Regions from separate parts of the Mus musculus genome. Here region 2 is linked to region 1. The links are chromatin contacts, found by Hi-C or POLR2A ChIA-PET in ENCODE. All regions are on one chromosome and are shown on one strand. The core of a region is the stretch at or near the end of the contact, and the rest is flanking DNA. Distances in the headings are between cores, read along the strand shown. Region 1 holds the start of Sbf1 (SET binding factor 1). Region 2 holds the start of Ppp6r2 (protein phosphatase 6, regulatory subunit 2).

Region 1 (5,787 bases), core at 795-3,294:
TACTCCATCACACCGGTGATTCAGGAAAAGTAGCCACCTCTGGCCTCAGCCTTCTATCCCGTCCTGTACAGAGGTCAGAGGTCCACACCTCTTGTACAGCTGTATCAGTAAGCCCCCACGTGCCACAGCAACTTCCCATGGAGCTACCCACACATCACCCTCAATTTTACTCCACTCCCAGCAGACCTCCCCAACCTGGCCTTTACCTACATTCTGTTTCACAGGACCTTCTTCATAACCTTCTCACCACCATCCAAGTCCATTCCATTCCTCCAGCCCTGGCCCAGCGCCCAGCCCGAGACCCCAGCCAGCCCTCAGCCAGCTTGGTTTCCTCACTCTCCAGCAGTACTCCTCCTCCGTTCCAGAGGAGGCACCTCACTGGCCTTCACTTATGCCTTGGAGCACAGGTTCTCCCTGTGTGTGCCAGTACAACACTGGTGGCAAGCCTCCTGCTCAAGGAGGACAGGGGGATGAACACAATGTGGTCTCTGCCTTTGAGAACTCCCTCTTTGGAGGGAAAGACAGATGCTCGGGACTGAGTGCCAAAAGATATAGACTTGAATACATGAGAGCAGAAAGAAGCGAGGGTACTGAACAGATCTGAAGACAGAGGTGGTGGTGGTGGTGGTGGTGGTGGTGGTGGTGTTTTCCAGTGCATACAGGGTCCATCATGTGGACATTAAACAAAGGAACAGTCCTAGTGGAGACTTAGCAAGAAGAAAGGCAAAGAAGAAAGTTTGGGTCCTGAATGGTGACAGTGACAGCTGGTCTGAGAAGCAGCAGAATAACTGTGTGGAATAGATAACTGGAACACGGTAGGAAGCATTACATCTAGGGATTAAGGGGCTACCTCATCTGGCCACAGTTGTCCCTAAGATACCGCCCCTCTGCAGGTGGACTCTGACAGCCAGAGTACAAGTCCCAGCCTCCATTCCAGACCCACACACTCAACTTCTCTATGCCAGATTCTATGCTGAAGATAGGGCAACAGCAAGGCAATCTCAGTGGGCTATTGGGAGAAATGAGATCATACACACAAAGGGTTGTGCAGGGCCTGGCACACTGAGGACTCCAGCCAACACCCCCCAACACTGTTGTCTCCATGGCTGTGGTTGATGTCACTGTCAGGCTCCGTTTTCTCCTACCCCCAGGACTGAAGGGCTCTCAGACACAGGTGCTGACTCCAGATCAGGGCCTCCTAGATCACCACACTGATCCCCCGCTGAGGGGCCTGGCTTAGAGGCTTGAACACCAGGAATGCTCTCCTCCAAGTGTGACACTTTCGTCTGAAGTCCGGCTCCATACCACCGACGAACCCCTCCCCCTCCACTGCACCCCATCAAGCGGTGCTTGAGGCTTCAGACCTAGCACTGGGTCAGAGAAGCTGGAAGACGAAAACGTTCCGCCCCCCTCTCTGAAATTCCCAGACCCAGCCACCGGCAGGCGGCCAAGGCGGGGTGAGCCCATCCCACCCAACTTGGAATCGGGGAGACCGAACTGCAGCAGGGTCCTCCAGCCTCCCACGCCCGAGCGACACGCCCCTGCCCACCTCGGAACAGCGACGCAGGTGCCCAGGTGTAGGAGGGATGTTTCTTACACAGGCCATGTCGTCCGGGGTCCTCGCGGGTTGCCCCGACGCCACCGTGGCCAATAACTACGGAGGCCTCTTTTCGAGAGCCCCGAGAGCTCGGCCCCAACTCCTGACCCTGCCTCCGGCCGGGTCTTCTTAGCTTCGAGTCCTCAGTCCCAGTCCCTCAGTCCCCCCCAGCTCGTCCCCCTCGGCGCTGAGACTCACCGCGCGGGTGCGGCCCGAACGCCACCAGCACGAAGTAGTCCGCGAGCCGCGCCATGGCAAGGGGCGCAGGCGGGCTCCACGGCTCGAGGGTTCGATGGCGGCGCGCTCATGGCCCGGCGCTGGCCCTAAGCTGCACACTTGGGACACCCCGGGCCCGCTCCTCTGCGGCGCCGCTGACCAGGGCTTCCGCCGCCATCTTCCCAGCCAGCCGGCCCGCCCGGGCGCTTCAGGAGCCTGCGCAGTTCTGCCCCTCCCGTGTAGGCGGGACCTGGCACAGTGCGCTTCCATTGGGCCACTCCGCATGGGGCGGGTCCAGAGGGCGCTGCCCCGCCTACTACCTCATGCTCAAGGACCGGCTCAACCCTTTGGGCGGGTGAAGCTTACGGCGGCCGGGGCGGGTCAGCTACCCTGGTCCCGCGGCCGACATTTCGACCTGAAGCACCACCGGTCAGGATTAGGGCATACTTCCCCGTCGGAACTGAAGCCCCGGAATGAAGGGAGACCTGGACCTCACCCTTGGGAGAGCCTAACTCCGAGGGTCAGGGGCGTGGTCCAGCTCAGTCTGCCTGAAGCAAACCAGTGGAGCTCAGGCCTTGTCCAGCCAGTCTCCCAAACTAGAGGACCGAGCTGGGGGATGGAGGAGTGTCATGGCTTCGCCACTCACCCTGCCAATCTTATGGTGGCCAAGGGAAAGACTTTACAGGCTTTTTTTTTTTAAGTTCCTAGTGCAAAAAGGGGCAGCTAGATATTTCACCATTGGATGGATGGGATATCCAACACCTGCATTTAAAAAAAAAAAAAAAAAAGTTCCAGCTTGAGTCACCTTCCTGCGAAGTTGGATCGCCCTGGAGGTCAGGGGGTTGGCCAGGCCTCTTGCAGTAATACAGGAATGGACACTTGTAGGAGAGGCAAGGTCCTTGACCAGGAGATTAAAGGGGGAGGACTAGGCTTGCTTGTTGATGAGTTTAGTTTTCTGTGAGAACTGAAAGACAAGCCACCTATTAGCATCGTGTTCCCTCCACCTGCAAGATCTGGAGAATGAATGAAAGCAATCTCAGGAGAGACGAGTCCAGTCGTCAGTGTACGTGTATAAAGAGTCTCGGCCCTTGAGAAGCTGAAGCAGGTCGTTCATGAATTCCAGTCCAGTCTCCTTGGCTTCATCAGGAAACCATGTGTCCAAAAAACAGGAGATATAAGGGCCTTTCTGGAGAGATAGTTTAGAGGTTATGGGAATCTGTGCTGGATTTGCAGCACCCTCGCCTGCAATTCTGGGTCCAGGGGGATCTGTCGCCCCCTTCTGGCCTCCGGAACGTGTTTGTGGTGGTGCGTGGACATACATGCAGGGAAAACACCCATACACATAAAGTGAAAATGTCTTTTTTAAGAGAGGGGGATGAGCTTGGTGGTCATGGTGGTGGTGGCAGCGCACGCCTTTAATTAAAGCGCTTGGGAGTCAGAAGCAGATGGAGTTTGAAGCCAGCCTGGTCTACGGAGCTAGTTCCAGAACAGCCAGGAAGCCCTGTCTTGAAAAAAATAAGATAAAATAAAAATAAATAAAAGAGGGGAAGAGGAAAAGACTGTCCTAGGAAAGTTCTGTGCACAGAGACACAAACCTAGCTCTCCTTTGCCAATGCCAGGTGAGCTGCAAAATCTTCCTTTCTGCTTAAAACCTGTGTTTGAACTTGATTGAGTTGGCTGCTTCTGTCAATCAACTAAAACTCGTCTCTATACTCGTAAGAAATGGTGGCAGGGGGCTGGAGAGATGGCTCAGAGGTTAAGAGCACTGACTGCTCTTCTGGAGGTCCTGAATTCAATTCCCAGCAACCACATGGTGGCTCACAGCCTTCTGTAATGGGATCCAATACCCTGTTCCGGTGTGTCTGAAGACAGCTACAGTGTACTCATATACATAAAATAAATAAATTTTTTTAAAAAATGGTGGCAGGCAAGTTTGACTTGGTGTCTGAACCTGGGGTTGCCTCTCCTAGAAACTATAAGGATCCTGTACCCCATTCCTCCCATGACCACTGGGGCCCAGTGTCATTACCTAAAAGAACCCCAATCCTGGCAGGGGGTCCTTTCCAACTATCCTCAAGTGTCTTGCCTCTAAATTGAGTACTCTAACCACTGCATCCCCAGGTCACCTGCTAGCGACTTCTTCTCCTCAAGGGCCTGTCGTCTCCTCTCCTCAACCAGTGTAGGCCCTCCTCCAAGACAATATTCTCGCATCCCACTGCTATGCACATGCACACCTCCAAACGCCTGTCTCCTTGCAGACTGCTGCCTCTGTTTTTCGTTGCCCACGTCTCACCCAGCTATGTATTCTCTTCACCATCTGTATCCTGCAGACCTAAGAAGGTGGGGCGACCCTTCTTGATGACACAACTGACTCAACTTGAGATAAATGGGTACCCCCTACAGAGTAGGGTGGCCCACAGTGACACAGTGAGCCTCGCTTGTGTTGGATGGATACTCCCAAAACATACTCCCTCGCCTGCTGGTTAGTAGGCAGTTGTCTTTTGGTCTTCACTCTCCAACATCTTCCTGTGTTTTGGGGATGGCCAGCTAAGCCTTGAGTTGGCTTTTCCTAGAGGAAACAAAAGCATTCCCATCCTATGGTAGGCCCCCAAAGTGACTCATCTACACTACCTTCCTTCCAGAGTCACCTGCCTTGCCCAACGACCTACGCACTTCCCACTGCTCTGTATCAGTTCCCTCAGTGCACCAAGTCTTTCACTTTCAAAATCCTCACCATTGGGATCAAACCTCAAATTTATTCCTCTTGGTGAAAACAATATCTCTTGGTGAAGTTGCCCCAAGAATATTAAAGTATCAGTTTTCAATCTGTGCGTCAAGTCCCCTTTGGATTAGTTTAATGGCCCTTTCACAGGAATCACCTAAGACCATCGGAAAGCACAATCGTTTAGATTATGATTCATAGCGGTTGCAAAATTACAGGTATAAAGTAGCAACAAAAATAATTTTATGGGGGCTGGAGAGATGGCTCAATGGGTAAGAGCACTGACTGCTCTTCCGGAGATCCTGAGTTCATATCCCAGCAGCAACATGGACAACCATCTGTAATGAGATCTGATGCTCTTTTCTGGGGTGTCTGAAGACAGTTACAGTGTACTTACATATGATAAATAAATAAAAAAATCTTTGGGCTGGAGCAAGCAGGGGGCAGGGGGAAATAATTTTATGGTTGGGGGTCACCACAACATGAGGCGCTGTATTGAAGGGTCACAGCACTGGAAAGTTGAGAGCCACTACTCAAAAGTCTTCCCCAATGTCACCAACACCAGACAACCCTTTGATCCCAGGACAGACCCCCCCAGAAAACTCTTGTCTGCTCCCCACCCCCAACCCCATTTAAAAGTCAAAAGTGCTGGGGCCCTGCCAGCTTGCACATTACTCCCAAAGGCAGCTTCTGCAACTAAAGGTTAACAGAAAAAGGTGCTAGAGTTTCCCCTGGGAAGCCACATGGGCAGTTGTATACAACAGGTGTCAAATGATGACAGTGGGGACCGTGGTGGAAGGGAAAGAAGCAGACTAGACAGTCAGGCCGAAACTTAGGGGTCAGAGACTATCCCTATCCTTACCTGCCATGAGCTTGGGAATAAAACTTGAATAAGCTCAGGAAGCGGCAATTGTCCTGTCACCCAGAGCTTGGAAGGACAGCATAGGGGACTTCAGTCCTCTCTCTCAGCAAGGCTCATCTCCACCTGTCCCAAATGTAAAATCTTATGTAGCAGACAGGAGAGATGGCTCACTGGTTAAGAGCACTGACAATGTACTCATAAATAAAATAAATACGTTAATTTTAAAAATCTTATGTATTGGTGCATTCCTGGGATCCCAGCACTTGGGAGACTGAGGCAGAGAGAGTTCATATTCAAGCCAGGTTGGGATATATAACATATTAAGACCCTGCCTCAAAAGAAAAAGGAAGAAAGAAAGAAAATCTGTGGCAAGTGAGATGGCTCAGTGGA
Region 2 (5,248 bases), core at 1,899-4,398, 100 kb before region 1:
CATTCTGTAGACCAGGCTGGCCTGGAACTCAGAAATCGGCCTGCCTCTGCCTCCCAAGTGCTGGGATTAAAGGCGTGTGCCACCACGCCCGGCCAGAATATTCTTGTAATTGATAATTTTCATATCAAACTCTCTCCATTGAAATCATTGTGTGGTTTCAGGTCTCCTTTTTGGGTTGTGATACCATTGGGAAGGAGGAAAGACCAAATGAGAGACAAGGCTATAACCTGGTATGATGTAAGCCTGAGGCTTGGAATAGAGCAGCCAGGGAAGCCCTCAGTGGAGAAGGGGGAGGAGGAACGGAAAGGGGAAAGGGGAGGGAGAGGAGGAGGAGGAGGAGGAGGCAGCCGCAATGATTAAGTATCTATGAGACAAGTTAGCAAGCATAGCAATAAAGGGGGAGATGCCTGAAAAGATACAGAGGCCACTTGAGCAGCTGACCTGGGGCAGGAGGTTATCAGGACTTAAGTGAAATAATATAAGCAGATAAAGTGAGATCACATCACAAACAACTTTGTGGGCAGCACCAAGGATTCTTGCTTTCATCTTGGGTGAGACAGCAAGCCCCTGAGGTCAGAGATGTGATCTGACTTATTTTAATTGGATCCCTTTGAACACCGTGCTGAAGGGCCTGCAGCAAGTTGTCCAGGATAAAAGTAGGGGGCCAGTCTACACTGTTTACAGCCACAGGAGAGAAACTGGTCTTACAGGTTAGATACAGACAAGAAGAACAAGAGATTTGCTGATGAACTCAGTGTGGGTGTGAAAAGAGTAGGGCAAGGCCACAGGTTCAAGGCCAGTTTGCACAACTTATCAAAATCTTATGCCCTCAAAACAGACAAACAAAAGGTCTTTTAAGACAGGTCTAGCCGGGCGTGGTGGCGCACGCCTTTAATCCCAGCACTCGGGAGGCAGAGGCAGGCAGATTTCTGAGTTCGAGGCCAGCCTGGTCTACAAAGTGAGCTCCAGGACAGCCAGAGCTATAAAGAGAATCCCTGTCTTGAAAAACCAAAAAAAAAAAAAAACAAAAAACAAAAAACAAAAAACAAAAAACCAAAAAAAACAAAAAACCAAAAAAAAAAAAAACCCCCCCAAAAAAAAACAGGTCTCAATAGCCCAGGCTGCCCTTGAACTCAGTAAGTGGCCAAAGCTAATCTTAAACTACCGATTCTCCTGCCTCAATCTCCCAAATGTTGGGACTAAATGCCCAGCTCAAAATTAAGAAAAAAGAAAGAAAGAAAGAAAGGCTGGCGAGATGGGTCAGCGGGTAAGAGCACTGACTGCTCTTGCAAAGGTCCTGAGTTCAAATCCCAGCAACCACATGGTGGCTCACAACCTCCTGTAAGGAGATCTGACACCCTCTTCTGGTGCATCTGAAGCCAGCTACATATAATAATAAATAAATCTTTTAAAAAAAAGAAAGAAAGAAAAAAAAGTGTGTGTGTGTGTGGGGGGGAGCTAAAGGATGGAGATTCAGTTCATCGGTTCTGTTTCCTCAGTTTATATGTCAGACCAGTACCCACAAAAAATGGTGGTGTGTGTGTGTGTGTGTGTGTGTGTGTGTGTGTGTGTGTGTCTGGGAAGAGGGTGCTCAGAGCTGCTTCTGATACGTGAACTCTGGCCTGGACTTAAAAATAGTGTAAAGGTCAGGGCCAGGCTTGCACCTGCTCGCTGTTGCGGTAATGGGACTAGTGGGTCATCCCCTGTGTTTGGTATCTCCGCACAAGCCCCAGTTCTGCAGCACATTCGGCTTCTGTATTCAGGGTATCACTTCAGTCAGGATGGCCTGGGAAAAGCTGTGCTGCAAGAGACCACACCGCGAACCCAGGCGCCTCCAATTTTGCTTTCCAAACCGGGGAAGAAAACAAAACAAAAAAAATCGATTTCCTTTCCTCCAACAGTGTCTCTTTGGCGCCCTCTGCTGAGAAAAGGGGGAAACACAGCAGCACCACTTCAAAGAAAAAAAAAATCTTGGAAGGGCCCAGAAATGTCTCCCCCTTAGACATTTTTACACTCTGTAGTCCTAGCTGACCCGGAACTCGCTGAGTAGAGTAGAGTAGGCGAGTCTCGAACTGGCAGAGATCCCCCCTGCCTCTGGTATTAAAGATGTGCGCCAGTATGTTTTGCTTGCCTGAAACTCCTCCTGCTTTGGTCTCCCAAGTGCAACCACCCACGCCGGCTTATACTTTCGCACAGCGGTAGTGAACTTGCCACTGAGAGTGAGTGAGTTCATAGCTAGCATGTGTTGACACATTCCTTACATGTTTCTTTTTTTTTTTTTTTGATATTTTCCCATGGCTCACACTGCCACCGGAAATCAGTCTCATTTTAGAGATTAATTTAATTTGAACTCATTTCAACCCATGTTAGATGGCCACGTATGTGACGTACACAAGCCCTGGACAACAAGGATCGGTATCCAAGAAAAGAAAAAAAAAAAACAAAACAAAACGAAACTAAACAACAAAACAAAACAAAACAAAACGGCTTTGATCTCAACACAGAGGCAGAGGCAGAGAGACAGGAGAATCTCTTGTGAGTTCGAGGCCAGCCTGGTGTACAAAGCAAGTCCGGGACAGCCAGGGCTCTGTTACACTGAGAAACCCTATCTCGAAAAACCAAAAAAAAAAAAAAAAAAAAAAAAAAAGGTAAAAAGGGCTAGCTCAGCGGTTAAGAGCACTGACTGCTCTTCCAAAGGTCCTGAGTTCAAATCCCAGCCACCACATGATGGCTCACAGCCATCCGCAGTGAAATCTGATGCCCTCTTCTGGTGCATCTGAAGACAGCTACAGTGTACTTACATTAAATAAATAAATAAATAAGGAAAAAAAAAACCAAAAAAACAAACAAACCAAGTAGATCAGCGGACAGTCCAGTTCAGAAACAGGACGTAGCGGAGACGAGCGCGCGCACCGCTCTGGGGACTTGAAGGTGCCCAGAGGATTTATTTAGCACAGCCAGCTCGATCACGGGGACGCCTCAGGACGTTCCCCCAGCGCGACTCCACCAGACAGACCCTGGACCGCGGCCGCCACTCTGTGCCTCCTCCGGTGGCCCCGCCCCCGGGGCGCGCCCCCGCCCCTCCCCCGTCCGCGCGCTCGCCCGCCGGCCCGCTCGCTCGCTCGCGCGCGCCCCCGCCGCCGCCGCCGCCATTTTGGAGCGATCTCGCCCGCGGCCCCGAGCCGGTCCCGAGCGGGTCCCGAGCCTCCCGCCGGCTGCGCCCGAGTCCGAAGGCGCCGCGCCGCGGGGTCGGGCCCATGTGCGTGCGGCCCGCTCCAGGCCGTCCGCACTTCACCTCTGCGAGCGTCCTGGCCTCGCTTGGGCCTCCCTCGGAGGAGGAGTCGCTGCGACCCCCAGCCTGCTGGGCAGGTGAGTGCGGCCGCGCGCCCACCGCTTCCTGCGGCCCGGGGACAGGAGGGACACCCCCACCCCCCACCGCCTTCGGGCCGTCAGCGTCCTGCTGTCACTCAGCTTGTGCGGTCAGCGCCCTGTCAGTAGAGCAGCGCCTTTGTCACCCTGCGCTTCGTCAGGGGGTCAGCGCCTCCATCAGTCTGCTTCCCGGTCAGCCAGCACTCTCCACTGCCGTCATTCATTCATCCATCCATCCATCCATCCATCCATCCCTTCCCTTCCCTCAGCGCTCACCCTTCTTGACAGTCAACATCCCTTTTAGCTACTATCCCAGCTCCTGGCCTGTCAGTGGTCAGTTTTTCCCCACTCTCAGAATTAGTCTCAGCCTCTTAGTGGCCGCCTGGTTCTCTCCCTCCCAGTTGTCCACCTCTGCTCCTATCAAGGTCCCTCACCTCTGTCGGTGGCTGTAGAGGTGGGGCGGACCTTGGATACAGGGCCTGGGGAGTTGTCAGTGTTCCCTATCTCATCTTTGGGTTTTTTTTTTTTTTCCACCCTCCTCATCAGGGGCCCCGCTGGTGGTGACCTTTCCACCTATCAAGCGTTCCCTCCCCGCTCGCTCATCTCCTCCTACCAGTGCCCACTGCCAAGCGCTCGCTTTGTTATTGTCCTTTATTTCCATCCCATTCCTCTTCCGGGTCGTTCCCCAGTTGTCATCATCACCCACTGTCTTTCTCCCACTCCCCCCCCCCCCCCATCATCTTTTGCTTCTCCCATGCGCCTCTTCTTTCTGGAACTTCTTCACCTGCTACTTTGTATCCTCACAGCTGACTACTCACTTAGTGAAGGCTGTTTCCAATCTATTACGGAGCTCTTGCTGTTCGCTATCAGCTCTCAGTCCAGTCACTTTCCCCAATTCTCGCTTTCTGCTGTAGCCCCTCCCCGCAATTTGTCACCATCCTCAACCATGTCCCTAGGCCTTATTCCAGACAGGTTTTCAGGTTTTCACTGACACCTTCATCTGTGTCCTACCTGACAATGCTGCTTGCTGGCTTCTTACCATCTCATTCCATTCCCTATCCCCCCCCCCCCCTTTCCGGGACTGTTTTACTGTGTAGCCATAGATGTCCTGGAACTCTGGCCTTAAACTCCATAGAGATCCGCCTGCCTCTGCCTCCCTAGTGCTGGTATCAAAGGCGAGGGCTACTGTCACCCAGCTTCAGTCCTCATTCTTATCTCTTCACGCCTCTCTCCCTTTCTGTTTTTCTGAGACAGGGTCTTGCTATGGAGTCTTGGCTATCTATGTAGAGCAAGCTGGACTGAAACTCAGAGATTTGCCTACCTTTGCCTGGGATTAAAAGTTTTCCCAACCAAGTCTGATGTGTTCATCTCTTGATGTTCTTATGTTCTGGGTCAGCCCTTTGACCTCTCTGGTTCTCATGTGAGCTAAATAAGCTCTTGGAGGCAAAAAAGAGGCTATCGCCGGGCAGTGGTGGCGCACGCCTTTAATCCCAGCACTTGGGAGGCAGAGGCAGGCGGATTTCTGAGTTCGAGGCCAGCCTGGTCTACAAAGTGAGTTCCAGGACAGCCAGAGCTATACAGAGAAACCCTGTCTCGAAAAACAAACAAACAAACAAACAAAAAAAAAAAAAAAAAAAAAAAAAGAGGCTATCTTTTGTTTGTTTTTTTTCTAGACAGGGTTTCTTTGCGTAGTCCTGGCTGTCCTAGAACTAGCTCTGTAGACCTAGACCAGGCTGGCCTCAGACTCACAGAGATCCACCTGGCCTCTGCCTCCCAACTGATGGGATTAAAGTATGCTACCATTGCCCAGTAAGAAATTAGCTTTAAGGAGGAGGGTGGGAGAGCAGGCCAGAGCCTTTCAACACGGACATCGGGAGGA

The links. A loop is a pair of places that touch in the nucleus more often than their neighbours do. ChIA-PET counts read pairs that join two places held with the same protein, here RNA polymerase II (POLR2A).
Region 2: a map of heart shows a loop between it and region 1 (2.2-fold over the local background). The contact joins the promoter of Ppp6r2 here to the promoter of Sbf1 in region 1. A Hi-C loop is called at or near these places in 1 of 37 maps with a recorded cell type or tissue (heart). POLR2A ChIA-PET finds 5 or more read pairs at or near these places in 3 of 5 experiments (Patski and embryonic stem cell).

What each region holds. Positions count from the first base shown.
Region 1 is chr15:89,313,267-89,319,053 of GRCm38, forward strand. Sbf1 (SET binding factor 1) reads right to left here and starts at 2,045. Exons shown (of 41, transcript NM_001170561.1): 1 at 1,796-2,045. The coding sequence starts at 1,850.
Region 2 is chr15:89,208,411-89,213,658 of GRCm38, forward strand. It overlaps Ppp6r2 (protein phosphatase 6, regulatory subunit 2), which reads left to right and starts at 3,149. Exons shown (of 25, transcript NM_026813.2): 1 at 3,149-3,369.